Regions from separate parts of the Mus musculus genome. Here regions 2, 3, 4, 5, 6 and 7 are each linked to region 1. The links are chromatin loops, found by intact Hi-C in ENCODE. Cell type or tissue: left cerebral cortex. All regions are shown on one strand. Region 1 holds the start of Diras2 (DIRAS family, GTP-binding RAS-like 2). Region 2 has its middle 42 kb from the start of Gm33116. Region 3 has its middle 16 kb from the start of Gadd45g. Region 4 has its middle 85 kb from the start of Diras2. Region 5 has its middle 110 kb from the start of Gm33116. Region 6 has its middle 73 kb from the start of Diras2. Region 7 has its middle 6.4 kb from the start of Gadd45g.

Evidence for each region. Peaks named below come from ENCODE experiments on the same cell type or tissue, not always from the same donor. Only the 100,000 strongest peaks of a DNase experiment are listed, where the experiment ranks them.
Region 2: it touches region 1 in a loop (4-fold over the local background); 30 of 42 quality-filtered maps call a loop at or near these places.
Region 3: it touches region 1 in a loop (4-fold over the local background); 23 of 42 quality-filtered maps call a loop at or near these places.
Region 4: a loop joins it to region 1, with 4 times the contacts of the local background. A loop is called at or near these places in 6 of 42 quality-filtered maps.
Region 5: a loop joins it to region 1, with 4 times the contacts of the local background. A loop is called at or near these places in 7 of 42 quality-filtered maps.
Region 6: it touches region 1 in a loop (2.8-fold over the local background); 6 of 42 quality-filtered maps call a loop at or near these places.
Region 7: a loop joins it to region 1, with 2.4 times the contacts of the local background. A loop is called at or near these places in 23 of 42 quality-filtered maps.

The regions. Positions count from the first base shown.
Region 1 is chr13:52,528,824-52,532,823 of GRCm38, forward strand. Diras2 (DIRAS family, GTP-binding RAS-like 2) reads right to left here and starts at 2,013. Exons shown (of 2, transcript NM_001024474.2): 1 at 1,597-2,013. In left cerebral cortex, a CTCF peak has its summit at 2,069; DNase peaks (open chromatin) are centred at 133, 490, 1,089, 1,473 and 3 more places; H3K4me3 peaks cover 2,090 bases; H3K27ac peaks cover 2,589 bases.
Region 2 is chr13:52,273,573-52,277,572 of GRCm38, forward strand. No RefSeq gene overlaps it. Among named protein-coding and RNA genes, the nearest start is that of Gm33116, 42 kb to the left of the region's middle. In left cerebral cortex, a CTCF peak has its summit at 2,259; DNase peaks (open chromatin) are centred at 137, 481, 1,806 and 2,265; H3K27ac peaks cover 490 bases.
Region 3 is chr13:51,828,431-51,832,430 of GRCm38, forward strand. No RefSeq gene overlaps it. Among named protein-coding and RNA genes, the nearest start is that of Gadd45g, 16 kb to the right of the region's middle. In left cerebral cortex, a CTCF peak has its summit at 2,486 (motif pointing right); a DNase peak (open chromatin) is centred at 2,489.
Region 4 is chr13:52,444,130-52,448,129 of GRCm38, forward strand. No RefSeq gene overlaps it. Among named protein-coding and RNA genes, the nearest start is that of Diras2, 85 kb to the right of the region's middle. In left cerebral cortex, no CTCF peak of the experiment used is centred here; DNase peaks (open chromatin) are centred at 1,600, 2,236 and 2,860; H3K27ac peaks cover 1,441 bases.
Region 5 is chr13:52,343,682-52,347,681 of GRCm38, forward strand. No RefSeq gene overlaps it. Among named protein-coding and RNA genes, the nearest start is that of Gm33116, 110 kb to the left of the region's middle. In left cerebral cortex, no CTCF peak of the experiment used is centred here; DNase peaks (open chromatin) are centred at 1,950 and 2,502; H3K27ac peaks cover 776 bases.
Region 6 is chr13:52,455,351-52,459,350 of GRCm38, forward strand. No RefSeq gene overlaps it. Among named protein-coding and RNA genes, the nearest start is that of Diras2, 73 kb to the right of the region's middle. In left cerebral cortex, a CTCF peak has its summit at 2,054 (motif pointing left); DNase peaks (open chromatin) are centred at 209, 2,391 and 2,643; H3K4me3 peaks cover 554 bases; H3K27ac peaks cover 924 bases.
Region 7 is chr13:51,838,248-51,842,247 of GRCm38, forward strand. No RefSeq gene overlaps it. Among named protein-coding and RNA genes, the nearest start is that of Gadd45g, 6.4 kb to the right of the region's middle. In left cerebral cortex, a CTCF peak has its summit at 1,603; a DNase peak (open chromatin) is centred at 1,606.

The sequences.
Region 1 (4,000 bases):
GACACATATGGGAAGCCGGTAGCAAGGTCCCCGCCTGCCCTTCTCAGGCTGAAATAGTTCTGTTGACAAGGCTGGTTGCTAGCCAGCTGCTGGAGTCCCCTCCCTGCCCAGCTTGCCTTTCAAACTGTGAGTCTGAAGCCTCCAGAGCACCCTGCTAAGGCACTCATGAAAAAGCTTCTGGGGGTTCCTGTATAAGCCCTACACACGGGTCCCCAACACAAGAAAACTGAACAGGATTCGGAGCCTGGCTACAGTCTGTGTCAGCCCTGCCTCTCCCCGCTCCTTGCCTGGGTTCTCCAGGGACAGCCACCTGCACTAAATGTAAAATCTTCAGTCAAACGGACCTCCTACCTGTACCACCTTCTGTTTCTCTGATATATTTGGGATGGGGGTGCGGGGGGTGTTGTGTCTTCTTGTGCTCAGGGCCCTCTCCAGTTCGAAGGGCACAGATAAAACTGAATAGTTTGCAATTTTAGGCAACAACAATTTCTTTTTTTAAAGTATGATTCCCATACAAATTTGTTAAATTTATTCTAATTTTATTCCCTTTTCTCTACCACCCACTCCACCTCCTCGAACCCAAATGCCAGTGGGAAAGAACACATCTAGACTGATCTGAGATCTAAAATACTTCAGCTTTTTTGCTGTTACTTAGAAAATAGTCATTTAAAATAATATTTTATGGGTTTTTTTTTCTTTTAAGCAAATCACAAAACTTCTGCTAGTATAAACTAGTATGCACGGGGGCCCGATTAAAAGCTAACAAGAACCAAAATGTGAAATGAATTCCTAAACAAGGCTGGCTGGGCACGGATTCCTCCACCCAAGTTATACTGTGTTCCACCTTTGAAGGCATGGAACAACCGAGATGTGTGGTGTCCAGTTCCAAAGATCCCCCAACCCCAAAGAATATGAACTGGGACATGGAATCGCAAAGCAGGGTGGGGAAGTCCAACCCTTGGGCAGCCAGCTGTCATTGTCCTCTGATGGAGACCCACGTTCTTCTGCCTGGACTAGATGCTGAGACTTGCCTGAGCTCCCACCGGGAGAAGAAGGGGAGTCCCGTGGATATCCCAAGCCTGGTCTTTAAAATAGGAAATGAGACATTGGGGCGGGTCCCTTTCCAGAGCGTTAAGTCTAGAGGTTGGGATCCAAACATCAGGAATCCCCTAGCCATTTCTTCTTGGCTCTGAATGTTTCTTTCTCTAGCTGTACCTCTTTAGGAGACTTTTCCTAAATCGATGGAATCTTCCGCATTCATTAGAATACCTGCAGTCAAAGAATTTCCCCAACCGCAACTCCTGTTAGGACGGGATCCCTAATCTTGGGTAAGACCCTGAGGTTTTGCCCCTTCAAAGCAATGTTAGGTGTTCAGTCTAACGTTCTCCCAACTGAGCTATGGCTTCGTCCTCGCCCTCCCCTCCTGGAAGGATGCAGGATGAGGCTGGCTGGTCCCCCTCTCCAAGTCCTGGGATACATACTGATCTTCAGCCCCAGAGAGTAATCCTGCTCCTCTGGCTCCCAGGACTGGCCAAAAGCGCCGGGCACCCGCGAGCTGTATCCAGCTCCAGCCGAGAGCCGTGGTGGCTTGCTTACCTGGGGAGAGCCGGCTCAGAGCCGCAGGTCTCCAGGCGCAGCTCCGGGACCCGCTGCGCGCAGCGCGATGCGGTGGCTGCTGAGGCGGAGTGCGCGCTGCTCCCGCCTGATGACGCTGTCAGCTGCCCTGCGCCCCGCACCGCCCTGTGCACCGCACCCCCAGTGCAATGTCCAGAGCCCTGCACCTCCAGTGCAACGCCCAATGCAACGTCCTGCCCCCTGTGCTGCCCCTCTCTGTCTGCCCCTCTCTGCCTTATGCACCCGCCCGAGCTCTCTGCACAGCCTTACAACCTCCAGCACCGCTCCCTGCACCGCCCGCACGCGCGCCTGGCCCTGTGCAGTCCTCCCACGCGGTGCTCTCTGGCTCTAGCCTCCCGGCCTCCGGCTCCACCCTCCTCAAGCTCCTGCAAGCACAGTGGTTGCTCGTTGCGGTGGCCTGCTTTTCACCGGGAGCCTTCAGCTGCCCTCTACCGAAAGCTTCTGGAATAGATGACAAGAGACTAGAATTTTCTGAAAATTAAATGAATCAAAAATCATTCCGTTGAAAGGACAGTGGATTCCTGTGTTTAAAACTATGCTCCTACCCTAGTGTACTTAATCACTGCTTACCACGCAATAAGACTTGGTCACTGGGCAAGGTTTCTGTTCCTGTAGCTGTGACAAAAACAAGCTAAGGAAAACTGGGTTTGCTCTGGCTCATAGTTCAGAGTAAAAAAGCAAAGCAGGAAAAAAAAAATCTTGAAATGGCTGATCACATCGCATCGGTAATCAGAACTTAGACGACTGTGGAAGCACGCTGCTACCGAGATCAATTTGTATAGTCCAGGATCCTGTACCCAGGAATGGTCTAGCCCACAGTCAAGACCGGCCTTTGCACAACACTTAAGTAATCAAGATAATCTCTCCTCCCACAAGCCTGAGGCCCGTCTCCAGGTGACTCTAGATTCTGTCAAGTCGACAATAGTAGTCACATGTGCTAAATCACAAGACAGCCTGTCACTTAGAGGTGCCAAGAAATTCCCTGCCTGAAAGGCAACCATACTACAAGAATTCAAGCGTTTTAACAGGACAGGGCTCTGACATCACCTCTTTGGGTAAGCTTGGGGGACCACGCTGCTCAGCAGCTTTTCATGACCATTTCAAAGAATTAACAGAGAGAGAGAGAGAGAGAGAGAGAGAGAGAGAGAGAGAGAGAGAGAGAGAGAGAGAGAGAGAGAGAGAGAGAGAATATGCTGTACTGACATTTTGTAAGCGCTGGACAGGAACATCTACCTATATCATACTTGCACTCTATGGCTGGAGGAAACTCTTTTTTTCTTTTTTTATCCTTATCTTTGTCCTTTGGTGATGTGGTAAAAGAATTACAAAATGGGGCCTGTATCTTCTAAATTAGGCTTAGCTTACAGATTCTGTAAGCTATAATATAGTCACTTTTCTGTTTGGGTAAGTTCTGGAGTCCTGTAATTTCAGAGGATATAATCCTTTGAAGTTGGTTTGCAAAGCAAATCTCTGCCCTGCTATTCACAGGAAACATGTTTGTTTGTTTGTTTGTTTGTTTTGAAATCTTACCTAAGATATGCTTTCACTATTTACAGTTAAGATAACATCTTTGTTCCTTAGTTCAGCTTGACTCTGGCCTTAGTGCTATGGCTACTAAAATAAGAAGGGAGTAGACCATTTTTAACAAGGCCATTTGAGAGTGGCCTTCACAAATGTAGCCCTACTTTGAATATGCCTGTGAGCAGGAAGTCCACATGTCCACAGTCTCTCCATTATGAAGGTCTGTGTATGACTGTGGAGATGACTCAGTTGCTACAGGACTTGGGGAGCACACACAAGAATCCGAGCTTGATCCCATGCATGCAAAAAAAAAAAAAAAAATTAACATTTTGACATTCTTGTAATCCCAGAGTTGTAGAGCCAGAGACAGTATTAGGGGACAGCTCGCTCCATTTTTTTTCTTCCTTTTCCTAGTTAAACATAATGTTAGAACTTGATTTATTTGTATACTGTTCCCTAACTGTGTGTTTTTCTCTAATCATGTCCTAACATGAAGGCCACCTTGTCTTTTTTTTTTTTAAACTTGTTCTTCCTCTATAACTTTGTGATATATTCATCATAAATTGTTTCATGATATGTTCCAAGAATTGACTGACTCTGTCTTTTTCTAAACCTATTTTAATAAGGATTCTCCCTCCCTTCTAGCCTACCACCCACCAGAGGTAGTGGAAGAGAAAAGTTATGAGGACACAGGGGAAGTCAACCTATTTAGAAAGAGTTCTTGTGGGGTGGGAGAGGTGAGTCCAATCTTTGTTGTCATGGTATCCAGCAGTTCAGTCCAGTAGCAAACACCGAATACGAACCAGCAGCTGTAGTCAGTTCTCTCAGCAGACACTACATAAAA
Region 2 (4,000 bases), 260 kb before region 1:
GAACTGAACTCTGGTTTCTTCGAAAGAGAAGCATGTGCTCTTAACCACTAAGCCACCTCTCCAGCTGCTACTTGGAAAGCTTTAATTAGTTCATCACAACCGAGAACACACTAGCAATCGGCGTGGTTGGTGTTGGGTGTTTCTTCACTCCGCAACAGAAGGAATCAAAGCCCTCTGTGCTAAGCCCCAATGATGCCACCTCTGCATTTGAAACATGAACTTTGAGGGCTGGGTAGATGGCTCAGCAAGGAAAGAGGCCTCCAGTTAAGCCTAACAACTGAGTTGTACCCCAAGGGAGAGACCTAACATAGAGAGCCAGGTCCCTTCTGACTCTCCACTTGTTCTTTGCACCCCTCCCGCTAACACAAATAAATCTAACAAACACGCTGAAGGACAAACTTTGCCGTCGCTTCCACAGATGCCGTGTGGATTTTAAGCCTGGGGGAAGATGGCGTGTAGGTTTCCTGCTATTCTAGGATTTCTCCGGGGGTGGATTTCTGTGATGGAAAGTGGAAGACTCGTCTCTGCCGAGGGTTGGTGGGATGATGGAGGAGGCTCACTGTGAACTGCTGAGATTTCTCACATAGTGTGGAGAATGGTTACCAAGCAGAGGTAGGGGTGGCATGGGGTGGGGGGAACAAAAGGTGTCCGTTTACGGAAAGACTTGAGGTGGGATGTGGGGAACTGATAAGCTCTGTCAAGAACAGTCTTGCCAACCTGTAACTTCACAGGTGATGGGTCTTTATTGACCTCTGCCTTTGTGCCAGGCACGGTTCCTGATGGCATATTAGCAGGAGCTAAGTTAACAGCCTCAGGGATGCAGTTTCATCACGTGAGTGGGATCATGGAAAATGGGGCCAGAGGGTGAGATTACTGAGCAACAATGAGCACAGAAAGACACCCAGAGAAATCCCTACCGTGATGAACAGCTTGACCCACTCTGGGAAATCTTATATTTCCTGTATTAATTGAGTTATGAGTGCATGTATGGGTATACATGTATATGTGTATTGTGTATGTGTGTGTGTGTGTGCGCAAGTGCACTTGTGTGATTGAAGGCATGTGTACAGCTGTACAAAGAGAGGTCAAAGGTCATCCCTTAGGAGCCACCCACGTTGGGTTTTAATTTAAAAAAAAAGATTTATTCATTTATGTGCATGCATAATTGCTGGCATGAGATCCTGTGCCCCATGTGCACGAAGGAGCCCCTGGAGGCCAGAAGAGGGCATTCCCCTGAAACCATAGTTAGGGGTATTTATGAACCACCATGTGGGTGCTGGAACCGGACCTGGGTCCTCTGCAACTGCTGAGCTATCCCTATCCCTTGCTTTTGAGACAGGGTCTCTCACTGGGACCTGGGGTTTTCTGATGACAGTGGGTAGAGTGACCAGCAAGTCTTAGGATCTGCCAATTCCCACCCCCATCCCCCACCCCCAGTGCTGGGATTACAAGGCTACAATGGTGCCCCTGACTTTTTATACCATGTTGGGGGATTGAACTCAGGTTCTCCTGCTTGGGTGGCAAGCGCTTTCTCAACCTGAGCGATCATCCCAGACCTTCGTTGCAGGAAGCTGATGTGTAGGCAGGACTGGCTTTGGAAGAGCAGAAAGTAACTGGACCGTGACAGCTTATGTGGCTTGCCTGTCCTCTGGAGTTCGGGTTTGCCTGTCTCTGTCTCTGCTAGTTGTCTCTAGCCCATAGGGAGACACGCCAGGAGCAGATTGTTTGAGTAACCGGGCTGGAAAGAGCTGCAGAGGTGGTGGTATACCCTTCATTTATAACATGCAGTGGGTTCCTAGAGATTCTGGGAGTGCCTGCCAATGCTCTAGGCACCAGACACAGATCCTGAACACTTTGAGCTTGTTGGTAGAGCAGGGAAATGTGGAAGAAGCCAGCCCATAAACCCACAGATTGGAAGACGCGAGTACAGGTTGGTTGTGTGTTGTGGGGTGTGGGGGTGTGTGCTGACACAGCAGTGGGCCAGGGGCAGCTGTTTTCAGGGTAGCTTTCTTCTGTCTGTCTTCTTTATGTGTCTTCAGAACTCATTCTGGTACCTGCCTGTTTGGACTTCACCCTGGTGTGACTGTCACATTTCTGACCTCTATCTACAGTCTGGAAGGTCAGGTTTTGCACCTAGGTCATGGTCACACACTGACCCCAGACAAAAGGTGATTTTTTTTTGTGAATTTAAGTGATTCCTTCCCAGATGTCAAGCTCCCTGAGAGTCAGCTTCACACCACTGCTCTTTCTAAGCCTTACAGGTAGGGGGCGCACTAAAACAAGTTTTCCGATTCAGAGGGTTGCGCTGTGTGATATAGGTCTACTTAGCAACAGAGTGCTAGGGAAATGTCCGCGTGCAAGACCTGACTCACACTACCTCTCCACCTTTGTTCAACCCAGAGCCCAGAGTGGGTTCAGGAAGTCGATTTCTAGCACATATACATTGCCCATGATTCTCATGAGCAGAGGGGTCCAGCGATCCTTTTATGTACGGGTGTGTGTGTGTGGGGGGGGGGGGTGGGGTGCGGTGGGGAAGCTGGTTCTCTGGGTTCCTAATTTGCACGGAAGGCCTCTCTGTGAGGCTCAGTGGGGATCCAGAGGCAACTAGGGACAGCCTGCTGGGTCACCTCTGCTGTGCGGGTTCTCACTTTATCACTTATGCAGGTGGTGTGACCCTGTCTCTTTTCTTTACTTGATTCCAATGGCAGTGAGCCATGTAGCTATTTCAGTGTCCTCCTGCTGAGGGTGGGAGTGGGTTCCCTCAGCTACTGCCGCCCCCTCACAGCCGCTTTCCTGCCTCCTCATGTAACCCAGCCTTCTCTGCTGATGACCTCATACCCCCTTTTGCTGATCCTTCATTCTACTCCTTCTTATTTCATCTGATCAGTGTTTCTACCTTAATGCTTCAGTTGGGCATGGTGACCTAACATGGTGGGTTGTGTGTTGTGGGGTATGGGTGTGTGTGCTGACATAGCACACAACCCACCAAAGTCAGGTCAGCCTGGGCTATGCATGAGTTCAAAGCTAGGCTGTGAAAAACCTGTCTCCAAAACAAAACAAAACAAACATAATAAAATAAACAGAAACCACCAAAATCTGGAAACAACAGCACAAGAGCACATTTACTGTCTCCTTTGCCATCTTCAAAGCTACCAGCTTTCTAACTTGCTGACCCTTTCCACCCAGTGTCTCACCCCTGCATCCCTGCCTCAGCTTCATCAAGCACAGGGTTGTCTACTGTGTAGCCACTCCCCCTTTAATACACCCATTCATAGCCTGTGCTTCTCTCCAGCCTTTACTTAACCTCGCTAGAATAACTTCAGCCTGTCGGACGGATGTTTTTGTACCCTGTGTGAAGAAGATGTGTCTCTGTCCTTCCTTGACTGCCTAAGGCATCTTCTGATTGGTTAAAACAAAACCACCCATAGCCTATGGCAAAAGGCAGGATAGTAAGTTGGGACATCCAGCAGAGAGAAAGAAACGCTGGGAAAGACTCAGGGGTGGGGATTTGCCATTCAGACTCAGGGGAAGCCGGACTTAGGAATTTGGTTGAGAGGTAAGCAGCCAACGTCACAGAATTTAGATGACTATACATGGGATAATTGAGTTATGAACTAGTTGAGGATGAGCCTAACTTAGGTCTAGGCATCTGTTAATAAAAATAAATCTCTGTGTCATTATTCGGGAGCTGGGGCAGGCATAGAAAAGCCAGAAAGGTTACATCAGCCCAATTCCCATCAGTTCTAACAGTACAAGGAACATAGGGAACTGTAACACCAGAGCCACACCCTCCTGTGGTTACTTCTCCAAACTTTGTGGTCCAGCACATGACAAAGCACTTCTTGAAGCGTTATGTCAATACTGGGACAGCATCGTGTCCACAGTGGGACAGCATCACATCCATACTGGGACAGCTCCTTCTACTTGCCATTTCCTTTCTGCCTGGAGGCCACTTCCCACCCTGATGATCTGGCCTGCCCATCCCCCAGGCCAGTGTGAC
Region 3 (4,000 bases), 700 kb before region 1:
ATATCTGATGCCCTCTTCTGGTGTGTCTGAAGACAGCTACAGTGTACTCACATAAATAAAATAAATAAATAAATCTTAAAAAAGAGAGAGAAAAAGAAAGAAAGAGAGAGAGAAAGAAAGAAAAGAAAAGAAAAGAAAAGAAAAGAAAAGAAAAGAAAAGAAAAGAAAAGGCCCCATACATTTTACCCCTTGACCTTCTAAAGGCAACCCTGGGTGATTGTGACTGAGCTGAAGGCAAACGGAGGAAGCAAGGCGGCTGGGTTCATTCACCTTGGCCTCTGACCTCATTCAATCCATCTGCATGACCCCCTCTCTGTTTTGAGGTTCGGGTTGAGCGTGTTCTTGTTGCTGCTGTTAAGAGCAACATTTTTTTCAATTACATTGTAACAATGCTTTTTTTTTTTTTTAAATTCAACAAGCTTTTGGAATTCAAAAAGGACTCAAGACAAATAAGGAAACTGCTTTCATTCATTGTCCACTGGCACAACAGCACCTTCCTGTACTTCCTGTACTTGCTACCTGTACTTCCTGTACTTGCTACATTGTAGCAAACAGCAAACATTACGTCCATGTCAGACAAACGTAATTTTGAGCAAACATTCACAATCATGGGCAACGTTCCCTTTTAGAGAATTAATTTTCCAGCTAACTTCATGGAACAATGAAGTGATCAACGAGCTGCTAACTGAATTCAAGCAAGTTGGAAGAATTTAAGCAACGGGAATGTGAAGTCTTTTTTTTCTCAGTACATGTAAGAAAGACCAAGATTAACTTCTGCACACACAGATGTAAAACGGTCACTAAAAAAAAAAAAAAAAAAAAAAAAAAATGCAGAGCCGAGTGTGGTGGCGCACGCCTTTAATCCCAGCACTCAGGAGGCAGAGGCAGGCGAATTTTTGAGTTCGAGGCCAGCCTGGTCTACAAAGTGAGTTCCAGGACAGAGCCAGGGCTATAAAGAGAAACCCTGTCTCGAAAAAAACCAAAACCAAAACCAAAAAACAAACCTGTCACTCTGAGACTGTGTGGTAAAGGGCACCCTTGGCACCCAGTACTGCCACAGCTGTCATTTACTGGAGACTGCCTTGTCTCGCCCAATCTCAAGTAGATGAGAGATTGTTATCTCTGTCTTAGTGATAGGCAAAAGGGATTGGCAACTAAAATATGGTGGAACTGATGTTCCAACTACCCAACATGACCTGCAATGTGGGCCAAGGATTAGGGGCTGGCTTTGCATTAGGTGTATAACAATGTTTTTCTCTCTCTTTCTCTCTTTCTCTCTCTCTCTCTCTCTCTCTCTCTCTCTCTCTCCCTTCCTTTTCTTCTTCTTCTTCTTCTTCTTCTTCTTCTTCTTCTTCTTCTTCTTCTTCTTCTTCTTCTTCTTCTTCTTCTTCTTTTTCGAGACTTCTCTGTGTAGCCCTGGCTGTCCTGGAACTCACTCTGTAGACCAGGCTGGTCTTGAACTCAGAAATCCACCTGCCTCTGCCTCCCAAGTGCTGGGATTAAAGGCGTGCGCCACCATCGCCCAGCCAATGTCTTTCTTTTAATGTTATATTTTATTTATTATCTTTTAGGTGGGTGCTTCTGGGTCATGCTGTGGTCAGAGGACAATTTGCTGGAGTCACGTCCCTTCTTTCATGATGTGGGTCCCAGGGATGCAACTCAGGTTGCCATGCCTGGCAGCAGGTGCCCTTACCCACCTTGCCACCTTGCCACTTCGCCAGACCTATGCTAAAAATTTAAGATTAAGATCATGATAATTCTTTAGTACTTTAAAAACATGTTATACCACCATATTCTGTCACAATTTATTTTCTCCTTCTAAATAATCATAGATATTACTTTTATGTCACCTTTCCTAATCTTTGCATGCATTTGGTTAAAACTTCCCTAAGATAGCACATTATATGGTTAGTAGGTCAACTATTTTTTTTTAATTAAAATGAGGATATGGGATAGTTGAGCTGGTAGAACACTTGTGTGTAGGCCTGACAACCTGATTTCTATCCCTGGGTCCAACAAGGCAACAGGACAGAACTGGCTCCTGAGAACAGAATGTGGTATGTGCACACCTGCGTGTGAGTGCAAGCATGCCCAGTACACTAAATAAATAACTTAAAATGTAGATATCTTTAAATAAAATGCTGTCACTGCTCTCCTTGCTGTATCGGCTTTTTATTAACACCAGAACAATAGATATTAAATGTTACAGTTACTTTTGGGCTTCAAGCGATTTTTTTTTTAAAAAATAGGTTGTTTCTCAATAGTCTAGGCTGGCCTCAGACTTGTGTCAGTTCTCCTGTCTCAGCCTCCAGAGTCCTGGGATTGCAACTGTGAGACACCACGCTTGAGAAGTAGGTGAAAGTTTACTGGACCGGTTTGTGTTAAAGAACTCCTTTAGCATCTTTATGTAGCAGTCATGTTCTGGGTGAGTCTTGCTTGCTGGGATGAGGGAGAATGGTCTTGTAAATGCTCAATGTAAACACTAGAGGGTGCTGTGGACCCGCGTTTGGTTTGTTTTGGTAGCATTAAGTGTAATTACTTCATTGTTCAAGTACAAACCCTTTTAATTCAATATGTTTCTCAAAGCATTGCCCCTAATTGGGCTTTCATTGAGTAGCCCTAACCTAGCAGGGTGTCTAAAATTTTATTTTCTCCATTTGATTTTGGGAAAAAGGTTTTGACAATTTCATTCAAGAGTCACTGAAACCCAGGTATCATCACATCCCATCTGTTACTTTTCTTCCCTTTCTCTGGCTCTCGGCTTCCCGTCTTCCTCTCTCTTCACTCTCCTTCCCATTTCTACTTGCTGTGCTCACCCAGGCATGTAAGCGGAGTCCAGAGTCGTCATCTTCTCTCACTCAAACTGGTGCTTGCTGCTTTAGCTTAGCCAGCTGGCCAGAAAGCTCCCTTGATCCTCCTGTCTCTACTCCAGCACACTGCATCGTGCCTGACCTTTCACCGGGGTACTAGAGATTGATTGTGGGCCCTCATGCTTTGGTGACCAGCACTTTACCCACTGGGCCATCTCCCTGGTCCACTAAAGGTTCTTCAAACTTGGGTGTGATAAGGGTTAGCAAAAACACCTGAGGGGTTCTGTTAGAATCCTGCAGTCAAAACGCCAGGATCGATGGACCGATTCCCAACCGCTGTGAGTCTCAGTTTCTCTCTCCACTGGTCAAATATGGAACCAGTGGAAGGGGCACATCATCGATCCTGATTAGAACTAAGCGATCTCACAGAAGGAAAGCACTGCGTACAGCTCCCATCCAGAGGCGCTCCACCGAGGTTCAGCTCTGTCTGAGCTCAAGTGTGCAGCATAGACTCTTTAGGCGCTAGAGGAGCCAAGTGGGGTGTGGCGCTGTTCCTGTGTCTGATTCCTGTCCCCCTCCTGCCCCCCCCCCCCCGCCCCAGCAGTCAGGTCAGTCCTATGCAGCCCGCAGTGTGATTCAGGCCTTGTACTTAGCCACCAGTTGGTACTCAGTGAGATGGACCCAAACCCACTCTGGTGGCTTAAATCCTTCCCGGTCAGGCAGGAGGCAGAGCTGGTGGCTGTACCCTGCTTCTGTCAGGAGAACCTTGATTGTGGGGGTAGGGTGGAGATAAAGACAAATGGAGGGGGTGAGGAGGAGCTGGCTCAGTCCGTATAGAGTTTGCCGTGAAGATATGAGAAGCTAAGTTCAGATCTCATGTAAAATGATGGGGTGGAGGCGTGGGCCTGAAACCCCAGTCCTGGGAAATGGAGGCGGGAGGATCTAGAAGGCACACTTGCCAGCCAGTCTGCCACATTGGTGAGATCCATGCTCAGCAAGAGACCCTGTCTCAAAAAATAAGGTACAGAGCAAGCGAGGAAGATAGTAGACATCAGCTCCAGCCTCCACGGGTACGTGCACACATGCAAGCACATACTTCGCATGCGCGCATAAACAAACACGCATGCGCACACAAGTGGCACCGCTGACGGGGTACAAGCTGCCTTCCTAGGGCTAACGCCGTTCTATCT
Region 4 (4,000 bases), 85 kb before region 1:
ACAGGCACTGGAGGAGTATGCCCCTTCCACAGATGCTGACAGGCATGGCAGACAGAATTTCTCACCTGGGATGTGAGGTAAAATCAGAAGGTATTTATGGGGAGGTAGAGGCACCAGTCACTTACTTACGGCTCCCCACTTCTTTCCCTGCCTCCCACCCAGAGAGCCTGGCTGCAGACTCTGGCTGTGAAGCCTGCCCTCACCACCCACCTTCAAGGGATAAAAGGATGGAACCACCTTCTAGCACTTGGGCTCTGGTTGTCTTTGGAGACACCCTGCCGTCATGCTGTCTGTCTCTGGTGGCGGGTGTGGAGAGCTGTGCCTTGAGCAATCGCCATTATAAGACGGCGCTGGCTTCCACTGCGCCTAACTAGTAAACAAGCCTTATGCGCAAGTGCAAGAGTAAATTCACGCCCAGTCACTGTCCATCTCGGGGCGTAGTAATGGGGTGATGGGCAAGCAACTAATCAGGTGCTGTCACGCCACATCAGGTGCTGAAACGTCACTCTGCGGGCTATATAAGCAGCACCATTTTCCGGGTTCGGGGTCTTCCTTATGTTGAAGCAATAAAAGCTTTGCCGTAGAAGGATCCGGTTGTCCGAGTGAATTCTTGCCGGCGAGATACTAGCTCGGGCAAGAGGCGGGTCTTGAACTCCCCTCTGGGATCCCACCGTGTTGCCTCCTTGTCCATCTTTCCAGGGCTAAAACACCGGAGTTTCCGGTAATCTGTACTTCTGTCCTCTTGAACTACCCACTGCCACAACCAGAACCTGATGGTTATCACACCGATACCTTAAGTTTCACTTGCATGTCAACAGCACTCTTAGTGGATGCCTATATGGGACTGTTCACAGGTAAGACTCGGGAAAGATGGACGAGAAAATCCAACAGAAACCTCCTGCCCCTCCCATTCTTTGGACGGAGAGGGATAACTAGATGGGTGGGTGACAAACTCCATGGATGCAGATTTGGGGTAAGCAAAGCTCCCCCTCTCTCTTGTCTCTCCCTTTTCCATCTATGAAAACTGTCTTCGTTTTGGAGCCTGCTGAGCCTTTAGGATCTTTGCTTGTAAATCACTACTTTCCTCAACAACAAATGGCTGTGAGCCACCATATAGGTGTTAGGAATTGAACCCCGATCCTGTGGAAAAGGAGTCATTGCCCTTAACCACTGAGCTATCTCCCAGCCCCATGTGTCCATGTTTTGATTTTCCTGAGCCTCTTGTCTGCTCCCCTCCCCCACCCAGGGAAATATTGTATGATCCTTACTTTTACCTCTTTTACTGACTTCATTTTTTTCCCATCAGGCTTCCTTTATCATGTATTTTTTAATAGATGAGATGATTCTATTTTACTCAGCCACAGAGCGCCTAAGTTGACTTGACATATCACCCCATCCTGAGACCCCACTATTTTCTGCCTTCTGCCCACCTAGACTAGCTATTTCAGTTGGTGTTGTGTGGCTGTGTGAGCTGCGGTTCTCCCGTGGGGACTCTGGGAGTCATGGATTCTGCTTTTGTAGCCGTTCTTTTTATAATTCTTCGTGTTATACTCACTCCTCTTTCTGAATCTAGCGCTCTCACGGAGCATCTGTTGGCTCCGTTATGACTAAGAGAAAATTACCAGTCTTCCACTTCCTCCCTCTCCCCCCACCGCCCCCGGGCTTCTCTCGGTTTGGTCCTTATTTTTAGGTCTAGTGGTTCCCTCTGAGCTCCAGCAACTACTCAGGAGGCTGCTTTATGCTCTCCCTCATCCCTTATCCCTTATCCCTCCTCCCTCCCTCCTTCTCTCCTCCCTCCCTCTTTCCCTCCTCTCTCTCTCTCTCTCTCTCTCTCTCTCTCTCTCTCTCTCTCTCTCTCTCTAGGTCAGAATCTCATGTATCCCAAGCTGATTTGAGCCTCTTATTTAACCAGGATTGACTTAAACTCTTGATCCTCCTGCCCCCTGCTCGGGATTTCTGAGATTCACCAGTCCGGGTTTATCCAGTATGGGGATGCAGAGTTTGTTTCCCTGCAGGCTAAGTGAACACTGGACCACCAGAGCCTCATCCCTCCTCCAGACTTTCTTGCTGACCTCTGGGTGCAGGACAGAGCTGCTGCCAGGGATTTTTGCCTGAATTTCATTTCCAAACACTCTCCATTGCTTCCTCTGTGAGCCACACACCTTTACCACTGGAACCTAGATTCAAGCCTTCTTTCTGCAAACCACACACAATGGTTACCGCTGTGATTGACATTCAGGTCCCCGTTGCAAATGTTTCCAAATTGAAATTCTCGGTGGTGATGCTTTCTGAAGCTGGGATTCGAGCCCGACTAGACTGAGAGAGTGAAGCCCTCATGAACAGGATTAATGCTTTACAAAAATAGGAGTTGAGTCCAAAGGGAGCCCTCCCTCACCCCTCCCTCCTCCTGAAAACACCAAGAGTTGGGCCAGAGGAGACCTGCTTTAAGCAGGCAACCCAATACATGTGACCTACTTGAACTCCTCCCTGTGTTAGACACTCACATCTGACTTCTCTGAGAGAAGCTTCCCTGCATTGATGTCTGGTGTCTTGGCAATGTTACTGCAGCTACTGTAGCATATAAGTGGAATTACTTTTTTCTTAGGATGACGGGGGTCCAGGCTTCTTTTGGCCCTCCCCTCTGTGTTACGGGTTTCCTTGTTGTAGTTTGGTTTGCATGGGGATGGGAAGGGGAATCAGGGTTGTTTTTATTTTTGGTTTGTTTTGAGAAAAGCTATCATATATCTGCAACTGGTCTCCCACTCTCTATGTAACTGAGGATGACTGTGAACGTATGAACATCTAATTCTCATAGCTCTGCCTCTCAAGTGCTAAGATTACTGTCATGAGTCACCATACGTGGTGTATGTGATGCTAAGGTTCAAGCCCATGCCTTGTGAAATCTAAGGCAAACCCTCCATTAACTGAGCCATAGATCCATAGCCACAGCCCATTGAGTTATGCTATGGCATACATGCACACACATGCATACACATGCACATGTGCACATACATGCACACACAGAAACATGCATGCACACCCACACACATACCCACATGCACACACGTGCATGCATAAGCATATAGATACACATACACACATGCACACACATGAATACACACAGACATGCATGCAATATGCACTCACATGTGCAAATACAAAGGCCCACACATATACACATATGCACACACATGCACACATGCACATGCATACACACATTTTTTAAAAAATTTAAACCTAATATTTTACATTTTTAAAATTTATAACCCTGTGCCGTTGTATTTTTTTATTAATTTGAGGAGATTGTGGCTTTCGCTGTGGATGTGCAGGCTCTGCTCCTCAGGCTAGAAACACCTTCATGCTACAGTGAATGTATCCCTTTCCCTCGGAAGGACCCACAACACTGATCCGTGTGGACCTACCTGCTCTCCATCAGTGCTATCTGCTCAACTACATCCATTTCCTTTTCCTCCTTCTGCACGCAGAGAGAAGGAAAGTCACACCTTCCCATTTGGCTCTGCAATGTATCTACGGTTTAAAACAAAAATCATAAAATCAAAACCGACGCATGAGCACAAAAGGAAGAAACTAAATAGAAGCTTCGAAGAATGTGTTATCTACGTGACTACAAACAAATAAGGAGGCCCAGCGAGTCCCACCGCCATCTTTAAGGTCTTGTCCTGAGGTTTGGGTTTAAACACAGAGGCAGAAGTATGAATAACTTAGCGACCTTGGTCCCACCCACCATTGTCTTGGCTGCAGCCTATCTTTTATGGGGGTCCTCCGCATGAGATTCCTGGGAGAATTTAACTCTTTGAAGTGTGTTATGCCCATAGTCTGGTATTATCAGCATCTCCCTGTAAAATATCCTTCTTGCCAGGACAGTCATAATTCCTGCTCATGCTCTCGTGATTTTGAAAATCCCAATCATTCAGTTGATAGAACCGCTATTCCTGGTGTCTCCTCTCAGTAATTTTTCATCCGCTGGCGGCCCTCCTTC
Region 5 (4,000 bases), 190 kb before region 1:
TTTTTGGTTTTGGTTTTGTATTCTGGATTTGAGAAAAAAGTCAGGTTGGGCGGGGGGGGGGGGATGTGTAGGTACCATTTGAAAGCTGGAGTGTACCAGGCATTTTAGGGCTACCTGCTTTTAAGTCTCCATAATTATAACTGATGGTTACCCGGAATGTACCTAACTTAGCCTTCCTTCCCTCATCTGTGAGTTGCTGGAAGCATGTAGCATAATGAGTAGTGATGAGGTTTGGATAAAATAGCCCATGTACACCTTCTGGAAGGTTCCCAACACACAGCAAGCACTTGTACTACTTCTACTGTAGCATCCTCCAACTTGCATTCGTTGTGATATGTGAAGTTCCCAGGAGCAAAGAAGAAGAAGGAGAAGGAGGAGGAGGAGGAGGAGGAGGAGGAGGAGGAGGAGGAGGAGGAGGAGGAGAATGAGGAGAAGAAGGAGAAAGAGGAGGAGGAGGAGAAAGAGGAGGAGGAGAAGGAGGAGAAAGAGGAGGAGGAGGAGAAGGAGAAGGAGAAGGAGGAGAGGAAGAGGAAGAGGAAGAGGAAGAGGAAGAGGAAGAGGAAGAGGAAGAGGAAGAGGAAGAGGAAGAGGAAGAGGAAGAAGAAGAAGAAGAAGAAGAAGAAGAAGAAGAAGAAGAAGAAGAAGAAGAAGAAGAAGAAGAAGAAGAAGAAGAAGAAGAAGAAGAAAAGAGGAGGAGGGAAAGGGAAATGGAGAAGAGAGGGATGGGGAGGGGCAGGGGGAGGAGGACGGGGAGGGGGAAGGGAGGGGAGGGGGAGGGAGAAAACCTGTTAAGGATTCCACAAAGCCAAATGAGCAAATGAGAAATGGTGGAGAGTAGATTGTGCAATCCAGAGCCAAGTTACCTTGGGCCACTCTTAGTTCCAGCCATTCCCTGCCCACACCATGTGTGACTAATACCCTTGTAACTATCAAGACCTTACAACACATCTTTAGCAGATCTAGGCATCTTTAGCAGATCTAGATTTCACTAATCCAAAAGCTAAGGATGCCATCAGAGAGCACCTGAAACCTGCAGATCAGTGTCCCAACCCTGCTCGGCTGAAACTCATGTAGCTGTTTATTTGGTAATGTTGTGCCAGGAAGCGTTCTTGAACCCCAAAAGACCAACCAATGTCACTTAAATGTTCCACCTTCTGTCTGTGTCTGTGTGTGTGTGTCTGTGTGTGTGTGAGAGTGTGTGTGCGTGCACATGCGTTTCCAAGCAGCAGAGCCTTCTACACTCAATGCTTTGGGTTCAGGTAGCCAGCCTGGTTCCTATGGTGGCTTCCTGTTGCATGTTCTGATATTTGGCAGAATGCTCACCAATGAGCACTTCTCCTCTGGCTACCTTCATTGTGAACAGGGGCTTGGAATGTTTAAATGACATCACCACTATGACTCACCAAAATAACTTGGCATTGGCCAGAATGACCAACTGGTGGTTGTGTATTTTACTATGGCTCGCTGGTGCTCTGACAGGCACATTGAATAGTATCTGCAAAGATTTCAGTGGCTACCTGTTCATGTCACCATTCATTATTCTATGCTGTGATGCTGAAGGTGACAGAGACTCTTCCTTCCCACCGGAAGCCATGCTGGTGAGGGACAGAGGAGCAATTGTTAGTTATCCTGTCGCACTGGAAGGCACAGTCACTTAGACTATACGGTTTTTCATGATGCCGATGTGGTTCTTTGATGGACCCTCCCACAGGGGATCTGTGGCAAATAAGGTGGGCTCTATTGGAGACGGTTCCCCTCTTATCTTAGGAGGATCTAGCCTGGTCTTTAAACACCTTGTGTTTCCTAAGATCTCTGTGCTCCTAACGCATGCAGAGGCGTTCGTCAGAGCTCGAGCTCATTCACTGTTCCAGGCAGCAGCTGCTATTATCTGCTTCCTTGGAGCTGTTTTAACTTCTCTTAGGTTGGATAAAAATGCTATTCTTAGCCCAGTGTTTCTTAAGTCGCCAAAAGGTCTTTTTCCCCCCTCCCAACTCAAGTCTTTGGAAGCAAGGCATTACACTTCTTGTCTCTGCATCACTCCGTTAACTCCAGTCAGATGACTTGGAAGCCCCTCCCATTGTGTTGTCTAAACACTCGGCCCCTGCTACAAGCAAGGAAACGATTAACTTTGCTTGGAGGCTTTTTCTTGGGCAAGAGGACTCTGTGGTCGCTCTCACCATGGTACTGCCAAGATTTTCTTGGCCAGTCATTCTTGACTCAGCTTGAGGACCGGATGTTGCCATCTCCCTGGCCGTGCTGGACAGCTCTTTAAAAGGTTTTGTGAAGCGAAGTGTTTGGGAGAGAGGGTGCAACATAATGGATAAAACCAGCTTCAGGCTGGGCCCTCCACCTGGGTGAAGAAAAGTGTAGGAAAGAGACGATCACACCACGGGAGGCAAATTGTGTGCCTTGCTCTCTAGAATAGGATAAGAAAATTCATGTGGGTGGAAACCCCAGAAAAATGAGTGAGCCCTAAGAGAGGCTCTACATTTAAAGTAATCTGTATTTAAAGATTCGCCAAACAACTAGGCTTATTCAGAGCTGTATGGACAGATGGCATAGCAAAATCAACCTTTAAATTTTGCTTAAATATGGTGATTGAATATGTTATTCAAAAAGGACGATAGTAACAAACTTCCTCACATTAAAAAAAAAATCACTGCTAGTGGTTAAGTTGCAATTTCGTGGGCACATGTGTGCAGGTCTGTAGATGTATGTGGAGGGCGTGTTTAGAGATTCCTAGCCTTTGGGGCTGTGAGCTGGCTCAATAGTCAAGAGCACTTGCAGCTCTTTCAGAGGATCTAATTTCGGTTTCCAGCATTCCTGTTGGACGGCTCACTGTCATCTATCACTCTAGATCCAGGCTCCAGAATGCTCTCTTCTTCTCTGATGGTAACCACATGTACGCAAACTTACATGTACACATACATACATACACACACACACACACACACATGAAATTATCACCCTGCATACTGTTAGCATTCTGTCTAAACTCCACCCCACAATTACCTGGTATAGCCAAGGAGGCCTGGCCCACTATAAAAGGGACTGCTTGCCCCCTCCTCTCTCTCTTGCTCTCTTACTCTTGCTTCCCTCCTGCATCTCTCTTGCTCTCTTGGGCTCTTCCCTTCCCTCCTCCCTTTCCCATCCTCTCCCTTCCTTTCCTTTCCCTTCCCATCCTCTCCCTTCCTTTCCTTTCCCTTCCCTTCCTTTCCCTTCCCTTCCCTTCCCTTCCCTTTCCCTTTCCCTTTCCCTTCCCTTCCCTTCCCTTCCCTTCCCTTCCCTTCCCTTCCCTTCCCTTCCCTTCCCTTCCCTTCCCTTCCCCACCCCTCTCTCTCTGCCTTTCTCTGACTCTACTACCCTCTTAACTCCCCTCCCCATGCCCTGAATAAACTCTAGTCTATACTATACAATCCATTGCGTGGCTGGTCCCTCAGGGGGAAGGGATGCCACAGCATGGACCCTCTGAGACACCCCCTTCCCCCATACCTTACCATACCCCCATAGAACATATCTTATATCTCTTTATCTTTTTATATACATATCACATATTGTTGCACAGAAGAAATTCAAGTCCCTTACATGAAGGATGCTTTAATCAAACTTTATTGCAATGTGGAACAAGGCTCCCAGGCACCCAGAGAGTGCTCTCATTTAAGAGATGTAGTTTGACCTAATGTGCTGAAGTGTCACCAAAATTAGGCAAAGTGAAAGCGCCAGCTGTCATTGTGATGCTGTGGCATTTGTGTGATGCAGTCTCAAATTCAACACGGATCCAGAGCAGCGCAGTGAGATAACAGAATTTGTTACATTTTTATAAAATATCACTTTCATCTACAGAAAGCCATGTATTTCTAGCCTATCAACCTTGCAAAGAATCAATCCACCAGAGAACAAGGAAGTCGGTAGTAGACCTGTAACCTCACCAAGACTAAGTAGGAGAGCTTCAAGAGCCAGGAACCAAAGATTAAATGAGCCAGTCTTCTGCAAAATGCTT
Region 6 (4,000 bases), 73 kb before region 1:
GTCCATGGGAAACTATAAACATATTCTACAAGCCGATATTCAGTGGTTTCCACTTTTAACTGGTGCATACCAGAGGCTTTGCACGGAGATCTCTGGCCTGGCCTGGTGGGAGAGTTCCAGCGAAGGGAAGAGTGCTGGCAGGGAAGGGAAGTTGTTTCCTCTGCTCCCGCTGCTGCAGTTGGCTCCACCTCCATCTCTGTTGTGCCTTCCAGGTTACTCCACTCCACCCTGCACTGAGTCAGGTCGGGCTGATTAGCCAGTAAGGCGGGCAGAGCTTCAAGTGGCGTTTCCGGAGAGCAGACCTCTTCCCAAGTGTTACAGCTCTTAGAGCAGAAGGCTTGGATGACGGATTAGTTCTCAAACACCTTAAATCCTTCTGGTTAGGATTCTTACATACAGTTTTGGAGTGGGTAAGGGTCTGACAACAAGTACTTCTCATTGGTTTGGTCTGAGAGCTTTGGGAAAACCTTATTTGCATGTGAGAGGGCTTGGTGCTGCTCCTATGTGACTGATGGCTATATATGTCTGGGGGGGGGCGGGGGGCTGTGAGGAGCTGTAGCTAAGTGACAGGATCCAGGGGCCCAGGAGGCATGGTCAAACACCTTCTGTCCCATGCAGGTGGAAATCACCACCCACTGAGTCACCAGGGTTCCAGACCTTTGCTTGACTGGGGACCAGGCTGTCTGTGTCATTGCCCCACAATGAGCCCCTGTTATGGTTAAGGTTGAGTGTCAAATTGACAGGACTAGCTAGGTCCTAGTCTGAATAAAAAGGAGTGAGCAGAACTCCAATGTTCATTAGTTAATTGGGGTAGGAAGAACCACACTGAAATGTGGGTGACAGGATTCTATGAGGTAGGATCCTCAACCGAATAAAAAGGGAAACAGCAGCTGAGTGCCAGCACTCATGGCCCTCTGCCTCCTGGCTGCAGATGTGGCCAGCTTCCCCATGCTCCTGCTGCTGTCACTCCTCTATCACAATGGACTACACCCTTAAACTGTAAGCCAGCATTGGAGCTGTGAAAAAATGGCTCAAACGTTAAGAACACTGAGAGAACTCGCAGAGAGCCAGGGTTTGTTTCCTAGTACCCATATGATGGCTCCCAACCATCTGTTAATTCCTGTTCTGATGGCTCTAATGGCCTCTTCTGGCTTCTGTGGGCACTAGACATGAGAAACCCTGTCTTGAAAACCTCCCCCCACAAAAAAAAAAACAAAAAACAAAAAACAAAACAAAACAAAAACCCCAGGGTTTCTGTGTGTAGCCCTGTCTGTCTTGGAACTCACTTTGTAGACTAGGATGGCCTTGAACTCAGAAATCCACCTGCTTCTGCCTCCCAAGTGCTGGAATTAAAGGCATGCACCACCATGCCCGGCAAAATGTTTATTTATTTATGTATATATATATATATATATATATATATATATATATAATGATGTGCCACTTGCTGACACAAGAACAGAATAGGAGGCCACTCTGTCGAATGAAAACAGCCAGGTTCACAAAGACAGATGGCATGTGTGCTCACCGGATAGTGGACACTGAGGAGTTGGTTTCATAGATGATCAGGGGAGAATGGTGGTCATTGGAGGTGGGGAGGTAAAGGAAAGAGGACAGGAATCAGATAGGGAACAGACACAGTGAGAGGAGGAACAAGTTTCCCCAACAAAGCAGGCAAAGCCTTGGCTATCAAGGACCCACGGAAAATGAACATGGAGAAATGTCCGAAGTGAAGTGCCTGCACTTAGACATGGCTGATGTTCACAGAAACGAAACTGCTTCCTTCTCTGACAGATCTGTCGTGTCATATGGCGCACCGTAAATGGGTACAAATTCTTCTTAGTTTAAAGAACAGACAAAAAACAAACAAACAAAAAAAAAACAAAAACCCTGTCTTGTTTGGGACCCCCCCTTTGCAGAGCCCAGGCAGTATCTACCTTCTGAGTAAACTAGGCACAGGGCTTTTGACATCCATGTCAAATGGTTCATTAGCACCTTTAGCTCCAGCTCCAGGTGGTCCAACGCCCTCTTCTGGCCAAAATGGGCACCTAAACTCATATGTACACATACACCCGCACAGACTCATATATACACGTACTTAAAAATAAATTACCTTTTAAAAAAGCTGAAAGAGTTCTTCAAAAAATATATATAGTCAACACAGCATACTAACTGGTGACTGAATTTATAATCTCCTATGGAAAGAATCCCAATGATTGCAACCAGAACTTAGTTATCTGGGAAGCCTGAAATGACGCTACAGCTATTCTTTCAGACGGCCGGCCATCTATTTCCCCTAGAAGCCAGCCAGCATCTGAAAAAAGAGAACCGAGAACCGTCATAACAACGGAGCATGCGTAACGACACTGAATTAAAGCAGACACGTGCAGGGCTAAATCAACAGAAGTGTTTTCACTGTTTCTAATTTATTCTGCTTTGATAATTCACCTCGCAGAGTTGTTGGTTTTTTCCTGCGGTAAAATTTTTACATCCAGCAGAGAATTTATCCATCGTTCCAAGACAAGCTTAGGTGAAGTTCTCTCTGCATAGAAAATGAATTCTGTGCCTGCTGAGCAGGGCTGAGGAGTGTACGGGGCCATGTTGGCTTGTAAACACTGTTTGTCTGTGTGTCCCTGCAGGGCTTGGCAGGGTTGGGCATCGCTGTGCGCGCAGGAAGTGGTGCGCAGAGACACTAATTAGCAGTGGCAGCTCTGTGGGGGGTTTTCACTCCCCCGCCCTTCCATCTATTTGAAGGCACTAAAGAGAGTCCAGTCTAGTTCTTGGAACAAGAGCTCCGCAATGACTTTGAAGAAGGGATTTAGTGAGCATGAAGGAGGCCCTGTGTGTCCTGTGAAGGAGACCCCGTATGCGATTTTGTAGAGTCGTCACTGATGGTTTTACATTCCCTCATTTCTAGTCGGTCTGTGGAGCTCAGCTGCTGTATGGTGGTAATTTCCCTTAGGTCAGACACACAAGCTAATGACATTGGCAGCTGGGGGCTGCCAAGAACCTTGCAAAGAAGCTCATGCCTACAGATTATGGGGTACTTTCCAGGTTTTATTTTAATATACTATATTGAAAATGAACTTGGTATCAATTATGGTATCTGTCCGCATTAGCTGGGAACCCTCATTTTACTTTTTTTTGGGGGGGGGGGTGAGGAGCTGAAGAGATGGCTCAGCGGTTAAGAACACTGACTGCTCTTCCAGAGGTCCTGAGTTCAAATCCCAGCAACCACATGGTGGCTCACAACTACCTGTAATGAGCTCTGATGCCCCTCTTCTGGTGTATCTGAAGACAGCTATAGTGTACTTACATATAATAAATAATTCTTAAAAAAAAAAAAAGAAAGAAAAGAAAAAAGAAAAGATTTTTTGTTCCTGAGCTCAGTAAATATCTGTGTTTTACTTTTTTGTTCCCAGATATGCACCTGGATTTGAGCATCACGTGCTTATCTCGAGACATGCCTGTTTCCTCTTCCTAGAGTGGAAGCACTTGTTTCTTCTTCTTCCTTCATAATCTCCTGGTCTGCTTTTCTCACGGAGCTCCTTCATTGATAAAGATGCCATTGACACCAAGGACTTATTTTTTAACTGATAACAGCCTGCCATTATTTCCCATAGAAGGCAAAGAAGGGTATTTAAAAGCCAGTTCTTTATAGGAAGCTATTTTCCCTGATATTGGCACAACCACTCCCAACCTCCTCAGATATAAAAAATACTAGATGCTAGTGTCCATAGTGTCTTACCCCAACAAGAATAGGAATTGGTTTATGCTGAGACAACCAGGAGGGACTGGGGCCCTGGAACATGGATTCAGGTGGCCCCAGGCAACAACTTACAACATGGAAGTGGTTACCAGGAATGTTCACGGTCACAGCATTCAGTAAGCAAGCTGGTGGGGACAGCAGGCAGGCAAGCTAACCGAAACGGGGAGGGGGCGGATTTCTGATATAGGCCTTAGCTGCTGCCTGATGTTCGTAGTGTTTGAGTTGGTAGAA
Region 7 (4,000 bases), 690 kb before region 1:
AAAGAGCAAGGTTAGAACATTTAGGGACTTCCCTGGAACTGTGGACTTTGATGGATTGGGGGTCTGTTCTCGTGCTGGCAGGTGTTTGCTGACCATGAGCTGGGTTCCAAGGCCTGACTGGTTCTTCCATTATATTGTCAGTTGTACTGTCTTGGGGCAAGGGGTGGCCCACAGGAGAGGTCAGGAGACCAGGCAGGATGTGAGGGGAGAGATTGTGATGGCACACAGGTATGAGAATGTCACCCTGAGCCGGCTGGGGAGGCTGCTCAGTGTGTGAGCTCCGGCCACACAAGTGTAAGGAGCTGAGTTTGGATCCCCAGAACCCACACACGGTGAGACAGGAGATGGAAAGAAGGGGACCCCTGGAAATGGCAAGCCAGCTAGCCTGATGAACTCAGAGACAAACAAGAAATCCTGCCAAAGTAGACAGCAAGGATGGCCACCCAAGGTTGTTTTTGACCTTCACTTATGCACTATAGCATGTGACACCCGTATTTACACACATTGGCAGCATTTTGTCGAGGCTCCACCCCACAGTTACCTGACAACAGCCAGGTGTGCCTGACTCATTGTAAATGGGGCTGCTTGCTCCCTCCTCTCTTGCTCTCTCCTCTTGCTTCTGCTCCCCCCTCCCCATTCTCCTCCCCCTCTCTCTCCACGTGCTCATGGCTGGCCTCTATTCCTCTACTCTCTCTGCCTTTCTTTCTCTACTACCCTTCTCAACTCCCTTCTCCATGTCCTGAATAAACTCTATACTATACTGTCCTGTGGCTGGTCCCTCACGGGGAAGGGATGTCTCAGACTGGGCCATAGAGGCACCCCCCCCCCATCTGACTGCACCTCCACCTCTCCTTATTTTTGTAAAACACACCACATATAGCACGTACACCTAAAACTAAAAAAGAAAACATTATGACAACACCAATCATCCTGTACACCCCATGTGAATGAATGTTTCAAAAGCGTAGATGTTGATCCTGCAGGGTAGGGAGGGCTGAGGTCCTTCTGCCTCTCTGCCAAGCTCCAAAGGGAAACTGAGGTTGCTAAGTTCTGGGCTGCAGTAACCCCAGAGGCCCATGGGCATACCTTAGTGGGAAGAATCCTTTGTAGCTAAATAACTCTGGGTAGCTCTTAGCACCGTGAGTGAAGGAAGAGGAAGAGGGGATACAAAGAAGGAAGTGTCTATGGGGAAGATGGACCCACAGAGGAGAGGTCAGAAGACAAGGCAGGATGGGGAGGGGTGAGGCTGGTGGGGCAGGGATTCATCAACCTATGAGCTCCATATCTATCTATCTATGGACATGCTGTTCCAGCTGACCAGGCTGTTCATGGAAGGTTCTCCTTCCAGAATCTTATCTCTGCCAACAAGACACTGAACTTAATGGCACACAGTCGTGCCTGGCTTTTGGTATGAATGCTCTGGATTTGAACTTAGGTCCTTCACGGCAAGAGCTTTTTCCCACTGAGCCATCTCCCTACCTTCTTAGGGTCACTAGTTGCAGCAGAAATGGGAAACCAGCGGATCCCATTGGCCACTGAGAGTCAGAGGCTGCACACGGGAAATTTCAGAGGGACTTACACTCTATGGGTGTAATACTCATGTTGACCACAAGAGATCACCCTGCAACCACATCCTGGGCAGGCACCCTAGGTTTGAGGCAATGAAGGAGCCGATATTTTCAAAAATTTCAGGTACGTGATGATCTTGTCCTTGGTAAACTAAACAGTTTGTTCTAAACCTAAAGGATCGTTGTAAATTCTATGTGGGGGATTCCATCTCTTCTGTATGAATAATGAGAAGAAACACAGCCAAGAGGAAGCGATATTCAGAACAAGACTTGTTAACCTTCTGGCTGGGCTACCACTATGGAGTTGATTAACCTCTCTGTGCCATTTTCTTCACCTATGGGGTGACCTCTCAGGGTCACCATGAGATTTAAGTGGTGCTTACAACAGCACCTGGCACACAGCAAACCCCACGGGAGGAAAAAAAAAAGCTTGATAAATAAAATAGCCATAGTGATAATACTAATTTGCTCAAAAGTTATTAAATTTTTGTGTCAAATGAATAAAATCCAATAATGAAGGGGCACTCACAAGTCCCAAAACATGTTGAATATATTTAAGTCCTGCAGTGTTGGTATCCTCCCGTGTATTATGCAGACAGCAGGAACAGAGATTTTGTTCATTTGAGACATGGTGTCTGTCTAGATCCAGCCACATAGCCAAGGAGGACCTTGAACGTCTGCCTCTGCCTCCCAAATCCTGGATTACAGGTACCACCTTGCCAGGCTTTCAGAGAGGGCTCATTCCTGTCTAGAAAGTAGGTATTTTCATTAAAAGCAAGTGAATGGAAATTTGGCCCTTTACCCTTGGCTGTGATGTGTGCAATATTTTGCATGAAGTCCTGTTGGGCTTTATTTTGACTGCAAACTATATGTCAGGGTCCTGGCTCATTTTATATGACAGACGTCTCTCAGCCAGGGTGCACACAGCCATGCCAAATGGCCATTACTCAGTATAGGAAGCAGGGGTCCCACTCCTCAGTGTCTACCCCTGAAACCAACCCCACAGAAGGCTGGCTTCTTGATCTGCCTCCATTTGGTCTGTAATCTCCAGGCAGTGGGGTTGACATCTGGCCCCGAGGTTATCAGACTGGAGTTTACATTTGTATCACAGGGAATCAAGCTGTGGGGTGCTCAACTGCAGCGCAGCCAAAGAAAATGAGCAGTGGTGAAACATTTCACCACTTAGAGACTCGGCTACTGTGGCAGCCACAGGTACTCAAGACTTTGCAAAATCAGAGTCGCACGGTTGCTTTCCTAGGGTGCATGAGGTGGTATCAGGCTGTGGAATGCTCTGGAAGCACTGTTGTAGTTACTCCGTGCCCCAAGGTTCCCCCAGCACCTCTTATGGCTTGTGTGCATCAGCCTGCCAGGCACATCTTTAAATGCTTTTTCTTGGGGAGAGCTTCATCATAAAAGTGGACTTAGTAGGTCCACAAATGAGAGCACTCACTTCCGATCAGGCACTGGACTGAGTGGACTTAGTAGGTCAATCTACGTGAGCACTTACTTTCAATCGGGCACTGGACGGGGGGTGGGGGTGGGGTGTAGCTCAGTGGCAGAGAGCTTGCCTACCACATGCCTGTCCGTTAACTCACAGCCGAGAACATAATCAATACAAAAATAAACCTAACCCCAAACTCCCAAACCAGGCGCTCTGTTTTCACCCTAGGTCAGAGTGAATAAGCACTGAACCCCCAGCGCTGGGTCTTGGTTTGTCTGTGGGTGTGCATGCTTGTGAGTGTGTGTACGTGTGTGCTCATGCTTATGCATGTGTTTTGCATGTGGAAGCAGAGATCAGCCTTAGGTGTCACTCCTCAGAAGCCATGCACCTTGCTTTTTTGAGACAGAGTCTTTCACTGGTTTGGAACTCACTAATTAAGCTAGGCTTGCTTGCCAGCCAGGTCCTCTCCTCCGCCCCCCCCAACCCCTAGTGCTGGGATTAAGAGCAGCGGCCATCATTTGCGCTTTTTCTACAAGGCTTCCAGGGACTGAACTTGCAGTTTTGCTGGCTTTGCCCCGCCAGCACGGTGGGAGGGCTCCCATGTTTTCCTTAGCTTATCTTTCAGAGCAGAAGGCAAGCGTGTGGCTTGGGTTTGCTGCGGCTCTGTCACTATTCGGAACCCCATGTGTGTGTCTGCACACCTTCCACTCCCAGAGCAGACCCATAACCAGAATTCAAATGCCCACGGGGCTGCTAGGGCTGATTAGGCGCCCGCAGGCCTGCTGGGAAGCTTAGGTGTGACTAAGATGACAGGAAGATGGCCTTCACCAGTTCTCTCCCATCCCTCCCCAGCAAGTCAGACCTGACTGTAAGTTGTGAGTGGTGGATGTGGACCGTGTAACAAACTCATTTCTCGGTTGCATGGGATCCCCGGAGCCATTTTAGAGGACTTCCCCAGAAGTGGAGCTTTTCTGAGTGAAGGCTGACCGTC